Regions from separate parts of the Homo sapiens genome. Here region 1 is linked to region 2. A link is an interaction called in ENCODE POLR2A ChIA-PET data of the cell type or tissue named here. Cell type or tissue: Caco-2. All regions are shown on one strand. Each heading gives the region's core, and the rest is flanking DNA. Links, peaks and the distances in the headings are about the cores only.

Region 1 (5,378 bases), core at 85-5,084, 1.7 Mb after region 2:
ATCACATTCATATTCGAGGCAGAAAGAAAAAGGAAATAGTGGTGACAACTGCTTCTTTTGGGTATATATCCAAGAAGAGTCCTTTTTATCATGGAAGTAAAGGCCTTCTGTGATGCCTTCGAGCAGATTTCTACTTTATATTTCCTTGACCAGAACCATGTCATATGGTCATCCTTAGCTGCAAGGGAATTAGAAAAGCAAGAAATGGGATTGAAATATCAGACTTTGACCACACATGATCCATCCCCTGAGATTGAACACTCTGATGTTGACAACAAAATCAGAAAGGAGGGGAGTTGAGGGAAATGCATTCTAGAAGGCAGTCAACACTGTTTAATATGGCTTGGTGTGGTTTGTGTCTTATTGATTTATATATTTCACTACACATTAAAGAAATTGACTTTTGTCCTGTGTATTTCCCAGGTTTCAGTTTGCACACTTCTCTTTATCTGAAAATAGATTTTTTCTCAGTTTTATGTAGCCAAATGTACCTCTTTTTAAATTTCCTTTTTTTTTTTTTGAGATGGTCTTGTTCTGTCACCCAGGCTGCAGTGCAGTGGTGTAATGACAGTTCATTGTAACCTCTAACTCCTAGACTCAAGTGATCTCCCGCCTTAGCCTCCTGAGTAGCTAGGACTATGAACGTGCACCACCACACCCAGCTAATTTTTTAAAAATCTTTTTGTAGGTTGGGCGCGGTGGCTCACGCCTGTAATCTCCGCACTTTGGGAGGCTAAGGCGAGTGAATCAGGAGGTCAGGAGATCGAGACCATCCTGGCTAACATGGTGAAACCCCGTCTCTACTAAAAAAAAAAAAACACACAAAATTAGCCGGGCGTGGTGGCGAACGCCTGTAGTCTCAGCTACTCCAGAGGCTGAGGCAGGAGAATGGTGTGAACCCGGGAGGCGGAGCTTGCAGTGAGCCGAGATCGTGCCACTACACTCCAGCCTGGGCAACAGAGTGAGACTCCGTCTCAAAAATAAATAAATAAATAAATAAAATAAAATCTTTTTGTAAAGACAAGGTCTCACTATGTTGCCTACATTGGTCTCAAACCCCTGGCCTCAAGTGATCCTCCTGCTTCACCTTTTGTTTTTAAGATGAGAATACTCTTCTCATCTAGAGATTAGAGTAATATTCACTTCGTCTTAATTTTTAATGTAACTTTTTTATTCACCTGACATATATTTTGTCTATAAGTTAGGATTATATAAATTTATTTTTTTCAAATAGTTGGCAAATTGTCATAGTACCATTGATTTCCATCTCCTTCTGAGGCCCTTGATAATTCCCTTTAGGGAAAAGACTGTAGCAACCAAATAACCACAAAGAGTTGATGAGGCGAAATGCTATAGCACCAGTTTGTATAAAATCTCAGAAGGAAATCACAGGGGAAAACACAGCTTTCATACAGAGAAGTGTGATTGTTGTTATACCTATACAACATACATAGTTCATTAATTGTGTTTCAGTTTTTTTCCTCTTCCCATTTTCTACGTCAGGTGGCAAACCCAACCAAGGGTAGACCATTCATCATGAGGTCTCCATCAAGTGGACTGATTGTCATTTAGATCTGGTTGTTTTGCTGGTCAAATCAGTACCCTGGTAGGGTGGTAGACTCCTTTTCTTTCTCCCTCGCTTGCTTGCTTGCTTCCTTGCTGGTTTGCTTTCCCTTTCTTTCTTTCTTTCTTTCTTTTTCTTTCTTTCTTTCTTTCTTTCTTTCTTTCTTTCTTTCTTTCTTTCTTTCTTTCTTTCCTTCTTTCCTTCCTTCTTTTCTTTTTCTTTCTTTCTCTCCTTCCTTCCTTTCTCTCTCTCTCTCTCTCTTATTTTTTTCAACATTTTTTTGAGACAAGTTCTCTCTATATTATTCAGACTGGTCTCAAACTCCTGGGCTCAAGCAATCCTCCTGCCTCGTCCTCCCAGACTGCTAGGATTACAGACACGAGCAGCCCGTTTTTTAACTTGTATCAAAATTAATTTACTTCAAAAATTACTTAATTGCAGAGGTAAATGACTAACAGTATTACTAGACATGGGCCTGGGTGCAGTGGCTCATGCCTGTCATCCCAGCACTTTAGGAGGCCGAGACGAGTGGATCACCTAAGGTCAGGAGTTCAAGACCAGCCTGGCCAACATGGTGAAACCCCATCTCTACTAAAAATACAAAAATTAGCTGGGCATGGTGGCAGGTGCCTGTAACCCCAGCTATTCGGGAGGCTGAGGCAGGAGAATCGCTTGAACCTGGGAGGCAAAGGTTGCAGTGAGCTGAGATCACGCCATTGCACTGCAGCTTGGGCAACAAGAGGAAAACTCTGTCTCAAAATAAATAAATCAATAACTAAAACTAAAAATAAAAATTGCTAGACAAGAAAGCAAACAAAATAAGAACCTCACATGTTGTGAATTTAATGTTTCCACTCACAGGTGGGCTGGTAAGGATCCTTAGGAGATCATTGTCTGCACATCAGTCAGGGTCCAACTAGGAAAACAGAAAGTGATGCAGTAGATTGGTTCCACAGAGATAAAAAGCAGCAGAGAAACCAGTCAGGGGACAGTGAGTAAACGTGTGGAGTACTTTGCTGCTTTAAAACTGCTTGGCAGGATCAAAGGGTTCTTCTGCCCCGGAGCTATTTAGTCAGGCAACTGTAAAGAATCACTTTTTACTTTTGGTTGTTTTGGTTTTGTTTCACTGCGCACTTGGTGTAGGTTATGCATAAACACAAATGCTGTCGTGCCCACAAGCTGGTTAGATCCTGGCCTTGTGAACTGGCTTCTTTGAACTCCACTGTAGTTGCTCACATTGGCTCAAACTGAGCAGTTATGTTCAATGCCTTTTTTTTTTTTGGAGACAGAGTCTCGCTCTGTCACCCAGGCTGGAGTGCAGTGGTGCTATCTCGGCTAACTGCAAGCTCCGCCTCCCGGGTTCACGCCTTTTTTCCTGCCTCAGCCTCTCCGAGTAGCTGGGACTACAGGCGCCCGCCACCACGCCTGGCTAATTTTTTGTATTTTTAGTAGAAACAGGGTTTCACTGTGGTCTCGATCTCCTGACCTCATGATCCGCCCGCCTTGGCCTCCCAAAGTGCTGGGATTACAAGCGTGAGCCACCGCCCCAGCCTGTTCAATGACTATTTTAAACATTGCTGTCATGTATTTTATGTGTGGTTCCCTTCTTCAGATGTCAAAAAGGTGTCTGAAAATGACTTTTGGGATTGTACATATTTGAGGGGAGGTCTCAGTTGCTGGCTGAATTACTACATTTGCACTCGAGTTTGCCCTTGGGAGCTCCCCTTCAGCATTACCAGGGGCCAAGTGAGAGCTCTGTTTGCCCAAAGTCGTCCTCTAAGTGGTGGTATTAAGGGCTTCACGCCTCAGAGTAAAAAAAGCTCTTCACTCCTCAGAGTAGAAAAAGCAGGCGGAATTCTGACAATGGCCTTCTCCATGGGGAGTGCATCAAGGAGAGTCTGTCCACCTCTCTGCACTCTGGTCTGTTTCCCAGTGCCTCTTCCTCCTTAAGGACATCAGTTTCTCCCCTATTCTCAGCAACACCCCTCCTCACTCCACCAAAATTCATTCTTAGTTGTGGGTTATGGTATAGCACTGGCTCCACAGTAGGTAACTGGGAAGGCCAATAAATTAGGTCATGTCTATCCACGGTTGTGTAATTGCTTTGCCTCTACCATCCAGGCAAGTCTTTAAAAGGTTTATGAGTAACACACTCCCTCCAGGGTAGCTGTCTCCACCTTCAAAGCCACACCAGGCCTCACCCTCAGACAGCTCTACCCAGCTCTTTGTATTCCCAGTTCCACCGAGCTGAGGCTCCAGCTTCTTCCTTAGACTTCCTTTCATTTCCCCCATGTGTCAGCTTATAACACCTTGTCCTGGGCCTTCCAGAGCCTTAAGGAGAGTTCACAGTCACAAAACAATACATAAATGTAAATCTTTTCTTAAAAACAACTTGCACGTGTCTAAAACCCACCTCACAAATATTGTAAATGCCACAATTTCCAAACAGTTCTCCAAAACAATGATAGTTTTATTATTAAAGTGATAATACTTTTTGGTGGCTCATGCCAGTAATCCCAACACTTTGGGAGGTCAAGGTAGGAGGATCACTTGAAGCCAGGAGTTCAAGACCAGCCTGAACAACGTAGCGAGACCCCCATCTCTGCAGAATAATTTAAAAATTAGCCGGACATGGTGGCACATGCCTGTAGTTCCAGCTGTTTAAGAGGCTGAGGTGGCAGAATCGCTTGAGCACAGGAGTTTGAAATTGCAGTGAGCTGACCACGCCACTGCACTGCAGCCCGAGCAACAGAGTGAGATCTTATCTCTTAAAAATAAGCTAGGCGCAGTGGCTCACACCTGTAATCCCAGCACTTTAGGAGGCTGAGGCAGGAAAATCACTTAAGGTCAGGAGTTTGAGACCAGCCTGGCCAACATAATGAAACCCCATCTCTACTAAAAATACAAAACTTAGCTGGGCATGGTGGCATGTGCCTGTGATCCCAGCTACTCAGGAGGCTAAGGCAGGAGAATTGCTTGAACCCAGGAGGCGGAGGTTGCAGTGAGCCAAGATTGTACCACTGCACTCCAGCCTGGGAGACAGAATGAGACTCCATCTCAAAAAAATAAAAAATAATTTTTTTTATTTTTTAAAATAATAAAAATTAAAAATGCTATTCTGTTCTCAGCTTACCTGAACTTCATCTCTGAGGTGCTGCAGACACTCACAGGTGGCAGTCTCCTAAAGCTGGAAGATTCCATACCTCCAGGGGCCTGGGCCATTTCAGGAGGCAGGCCAGGCCCTAGTTACTCTCTTGGCTCAGATCTGCTTTCCTTTCTGGAAGGTAGACAGTCATTTGGAGTTTTTGATTGCAGGTCAACCATCAACATTAAGCATTGGGAGTAGCACTGCAATTTTACCTTTTTCTTGGAGCTGCCGGGTATGATAAGCTCCTCCATTTGCAGCATTGAGGCAGTTGTCTTTGGAAACTGTCACTGTCCCAAGACCCTCCTGCCAGTGCCTCACAGCATCAGGAGTCAGAGGTCTAGGCACCTCCGTGTTCCTCTGTAAAGTGAGAGCCCCATAGATTTTTTTTTCCATATCATGATTCAATAACATTTCTGTTCAACAGCACTCACTTATTTAGCAGATATATTTGAGATCCTACTGTGAACCTGGTACCGGAGATATACAAATGTTCTTTGTAAGCTTTCAATGCCGTGAAGGAGGTGGGTTTAAAAACAGTACATTCAGGCCAGGAGCAGTGGCTCACGCCTATAATCCCAGCATTTTTGGAGGCTGAAGAGGGCGGATCACGAGGTGAGGAGTTCGAGACCAGCCTGGCCAACATGGTGAAACCCCTGTCTCTACTCA
Region 2 (5,378 bases), core at 130-5,129:
GATCAGAGCAGAAACATACAAAATAGAAAACAGGTAAACAACAGAAAAAAATCAATAAAATGAAGAGTAGTTTCTTTGAAAAGATCAACAAAATTGATAAATCTTCAGCTAGACTGACCAAGAATAAAAGAGAAGACACAAATTACCTAAGTCAGGAATGAAAAAGAAGACACACTGTAGACCCAGCAGAAATTAAAACGATGGTCAGGCACAGTGGCTCATGCCTGTAATCCCAGCAGAGTGGGAGGCTAAGGTGGGAGTATCATTTGAGACCAGGAGTTTGAGACCAGCCTGGGCAACATAGCAAGACCTTGTCTCTACAAAAATTTTGTTTCAAAAGTCTATGGGATTGTTTCAATAGAAAAAACAATCAAGTAAATTCAACACCTTTTCATGACAGAAACTCCCAACAAACTAGGACTAGAAGGGAACTTAAATTGATGAATGGCATTTTATAAAATACATACAGCTAACATGAGACTTAATGGCAAAAGGTTGAATGTTTTCACCCTAAAATCCATGTTAGATAGAATCTAGATACATAGTGAGCTAGGAGAGTTGGACAAGAAAATCAAGAAACAAGAAGAGTTAGTCATAAAAAGAAATGACTTTGGTGGATACTTTCCTGAAAAGGTGAACACTGGCACAAATACAAAAGGCTGCAGACCCCTTAGATGGTTCCTGAACCCTGCAACAGAAACAATGTTGTTTAACGTTTCAATGAACTGTTTCATAGTCCATCTTGTTCACTGTTTTAACTCAACTATTATTGTAGGGAACACTGGAGTTACCCGTAACTAATCTCTAAATTTTAGTTTCAATCCTACTGCTAACACCACTACACCAACCATTACTTTTTAAAATCTAACTGTCCAAGAGACCTGTACAGTGGTAATGATGGTGGCTGACATTTACAGAGTACTTACAATGTACCAGGCCCTGTTTTATGTTCTTTACACGTATTAATTAAATTGCTACAGTGGCCGTAAAAGTAGTCACTATTATTTCCCTCCATATTCCAGATGGGAAAACTAAGGCAAGGACTCAATAAGTAATTTGCCAATAGTCAATCAGCTAATAAGCAGCAAAGCTAGGATTCAAATCCAATGATCTGCCCCCAGAGCCTATGTACTTGACCTTTATGTAATCCTGCCCCTCGGAGCTCAGCTGTTTAATGTGAAAACTATAGCCAGGGCCCCATAATTATTTGGTCAGGGGTTTTACACCTTTGTAGAAAAGAAGCTTGGGATGGGGAAATCTAAGAATTGTGGTAAAAACATCCCTCCTGTTTCCTTGGTGGCAAGCAGGGCTGTATATATGTGTGTTTGTTTTTGTGTTTTTAAATTGTGTAATGAAAGTGGTCAGCTCCAGTGAGCCCACTCCCATGAAGGGGGATATCTCTGAGTGATGAGTTGTCTCAGAGAATCTGATACTCAAGAGGATCCATTAGGGCCAGGCGTGGTGACTCATGCCTGTAATCCCAACACTTTGGGAGGCCAAGGCAGGAGGATTGCTTGAGGCCAGGAATTTGAGGCTGGCCTGGGCAACATGGCGATACCCTGTCTGTATAAAACACGAAAAAATCAGCCGGGCACAGTGGCTCATGCCTGTAATCCCAGCAATTTGGGAGGCCGAGGCGGGCAGATCACCTGGGGTCAGGAATTCGAGACCAGCCTGGCCAACATGGCGAAACCCTGTCTCTACTAAAAATACAAGAGTTAGCCAGGTGTGGTGGCAGGCGCCTGTAATCCCAGCTACTCGGGAGGCTGAGGCAGGAGAATCGCTTGAACCCCAGGGGGCGGAGGTTGCAGTGAGCAGAGATCGCACCATTGCACTCCAGCCTGACAGAGTAAGACTGGAGTCTCCTGACAAAGTGAGACTCCATCTCCAAAAAAAAAAAAAAAAAAAAAAAAATTCCACAAAAAGATTATCTGGGAATGGTGGTGCAAGCCTGTAGTCCCAGCTACTCAGGAGGCTGAGGTGGGAAGATCAGCTCAGGAGGCGGAGGCTGCAGTAAGCCATGATAATACCATTGCACTGCAGCCTGGGTGATAGAATGAGATCCTACGTCAAAAAAAGAAAAGAAAAGGAAAAAAAAAAAAAGGAGTATCCATCAGACTAATTAACCAAGTTAGTAAACACAGGATTAAAGCAAGAGCTGTATTTCCAGGGATCAAGGCCACAAAGACTAACTGGACTGCCAGTGCTGAATATGAAGGCCTTGGGATTGAGGGCAGATTCCTTGCAGAGCAGAGAGGGAATTTTTCTTTTTTTTTAACTTAGAAAGAAGAAGAAAGCTGGGCCCAGGGAGTCAGGAGTCTATTTGAAGGAAAATCAGTTGAGTCCCGACCTGGGGATGACAGATAATCTAAAGGCTAATCCCAGAAAATAGACACAGAACCGAGTTCCAAAAAGACCCAGCATTTTTCCTGAGATTCCACCAGGGATGATTTGTTTAAAGTAACATTGGACCAGAAATCCAAGGAGCTCAGTCTAGCCTCCATCCTGTCAGCCCAGACAGTGTGGAGGCCAGAAATAATTGAAGCTGTGCACTTTACAAACTACCAATCCAACCAGGCTATCACTAGACCTCAGGGAGATTAGGATAAAAGAAAAAAAAAATCTGAGTTTTGTAAACCTATCCATTTCTGTGCTCTGATATTTTCTCTCTTTTCCTTGAGTTTATTTATTTTGGGGTTTGTTTTTCTCTTTTAATTCCAACCAAGTCCCAGATGAACCAAAAGGAAAACTGATTTCCTACACCTACATCGGGATAAATAATGGAAATGCTCCAGAAGCAGATAAGGTAGGTGAGAGCCAGAGAATCTGAGGCTGGGAGAAGAGTGAGGAAGTAGGATGGGGCAGAGTTCTGAACAGTAGGGCACACTAATACCTTCCTTCCTAGAGATTCTTACCTTATCTTTATGCTTTTCCTGGAAGTTTGTGCTTGCACAGTGGCCTTGGGCATAAGGTGAAAGGGCATAATGTGATTTCCCATTGTCCGGGCAAGAGAAACAAATAAAGGATTGCCTCTATGGAATTGTGGAATGTTTGTTATCCTAAAGAAAAGCATTTGTCTTCTCTCACAGGGGAAATCCTGTCATCTTATCTTAGCACTGCTCCTGAAATAAGTAGTCTCCGCTGCCTTTAATATAAGGGGAAACCAGGAGTGCAGGCCCTAACCAAGGTACCCATCCAGGGGCAGTGACTTAAGTTCAAAATCAGCCCCTATAACTGCTCAGACCATTAAATGACCTTAAAATCAAACCCTCTACCTGATCCCTACCTAGCTTCCTGCCTTGTCCTTTCCTCCTTCCTTCACCCTTTCCACAGAACAGAATGGCTACAACCTTGAGTACAGCAACAGAGGTCAACACCAGAGATGAGAAATGAACTCATGGGCTGATTGTGCAGGGAACCCCTAGTACATCTAAGAGCTTTGAGGAAGTCAGGAAAGGCCTGTGCAAGCAATCAGCCTTGTTCTCTAGCTCACTCTATCTTGCTGACAGAAAGTGCCCGGATACCCTTATGGGACACCCAGCTGCTTTCAGAACTCTGAAGTGGCCCAGATTGAGGGATTTTAAAAAATCTATCCCCCTCAAAAAAAAACTTTCTATTTTTTTAAATACACTTTCCTCCTTTGAGTTAGGATTTATACATTGTCTTTCCTTAATCTCTTCTACAGAATCTTTACAAATAAAGTGTAAAATTAACAAACTTTTATTATTTTCTGTGTCCATTAAGTATTTTACAATCCTCCTTCCTATCTTTCCCTTCTTTCTTTTCTGTTTCTGATGCTTACTTTCCAACATAGCTTTCCAAAGTGAATTTAGGAAGTAAATGCATGATTTATGTCTTTGTCTCCCTATTTTCACTAGTCTCCTTTGCAGTCTTGTCTAAATGACACTCAATGCACCTACCAAAAGAGAGCACACTCATAAGTTTGTGAGATAATGTCTGAGTTGATATTATCTTTGTTTCATTAACCTACATTTGGAGAGTTGTAAAAAATGCACTTTAAAAGGTTTAGAGTCCAAATGACAAAATAGTTCCCAGTGCTACAAAAGATAGAACTGAACGACTATGTAATTAACATGCAAGAAGGATTTTCGGCAAACAAATTTTTTAGCTTCTGTAGCATGGAAGTTAAATAGTGGGGCTGGGTGCAGTGGCTCATGCCTATAATCCTAGCACTTTGGGAGGCTGAGGTGGGCGGACCAACTGAGGTCAGGAGTTTAAGATCAGCCTGGCCAACATGATGAAACCCTGTCTCTACTAAAATACAAAAATTAGCCGGTCATGATGGCAGGTGCCTGTAATCCCAGCTATTCGGGAGGCTGAGATGGGAGAATTGCTTGAACCCGGGAGACAGTGGTTGCAGTGAGCCAAGATCACACCAATGCACTCCAGCCTAGGCAGCTGAGTGAGACTCCATCTCAAAAAAAAAAAAAAAAAAAAAAAAAGAGAAGTTAAATAGCGTGAAGAAGACTGAAAGACACAGCGAAATCTCCAGGGGAACAAAGCCTAAATCTTTATCTCCAGAGGAACAAAGCCAGCACAGGAATTTTTTGAGAATGTATTCTTAGATAAAATCAGGTCTTTAAGGTTGTATAATTTTATAACACTATTACTAACACAGTCTGCTGGAGTTAGCTTATATTTTATCAAATACGACTCCCTTAAAATTACAGAAAATTCTTATCTAGAAGGATTCATTGTTAAACTAGAGAAGATGGCCATCCCAAAGATAACTGTAGCTGATTGCATAATTTTTCCTAAGGCAATATGGGTTTACACATTTCCTCAATTTACAAATAGTGGAAGTTTACTTTATCACATGTGAACCTTGGAAATTTCATCAAATGCATGTTTAATAAACAAATGAGTTGTTGTTTCAGACAAGCAGAGAGAGACTTTTAAGCTTCAGACTTTTGATAAATGACAGAAGCCCACTAACTGCTGAGGACCAGTCTGACAGGAATTGGCAACGATAACACACAGAACAATGAAGGGCCATTATCTTAGAGTTCACAGAAGAACGGCTTGGCATCTAGCCAGATGAATAATCAGTCTATTTTAGTGTTTATCACACAAACCAATGGATTTTTCCAAGTAATAGTAAATTACGTGTGGGTCTTTTCCTTTTTTAAAAAAGGATTTCCTGACAATCTGTGTAGAAGTTATAATAATATCTTTGTATATTTTCATAAAATGGTACATTATGCACCTACGATAAACAATGGGTCTTTGGTATCAGCTTTTTGATTTGGGGGTGTTTGGGGAATTTTATTTTTGGTGGTTCTCTTTTGACTTTGTTAGTCTCTATCAAAGCTGACTTTACCTTAGTCCAAATCTCCTAAAATACATGCTTGTGAGGC

Evidence for each region. Peaks named below come from ENCODE experiments on the same cell type or tissue, not always from the same donor. Only the 100,000 strongest peaks of a DNase experiment are listed, where the experiment ranks them.
Region 1: POLR2A ChIA-PET joins it to region 2 with 5 read pairs; 1 of 35 experiments calls an interaction of 5 or more read pairs at or near these places.

What each region holds. Positions count from the first base shown.
Region 1 is chr11:108,569,518-108,574,895 of GRCh38, reverse strand. The region is part of intron 1 of EXPH5 (exophilin 5); the gene reads left to right. Among named protein-coding and RNA genes, the nearest start is that of EXPH5, 22 kb to the left of the region's middle. In Caco-2, for the core only: no CTCF peak of the experiment used is centred there; a DNase peak (open chromatin) is centred at 2,615.
Region 2 is chr11:110,317,266-110,322,643 of GRCh38, reverse strand. No RefSeq gene overlaps it. Among named protein-coding and RNA genes, the nearest start is that of RDX, 23 kb to the right of the region's middle. In Caco-2, for the core only: no CTCF peak of the experiment used is centred there; a DNase peak (open chromatin) is centred at 2,953.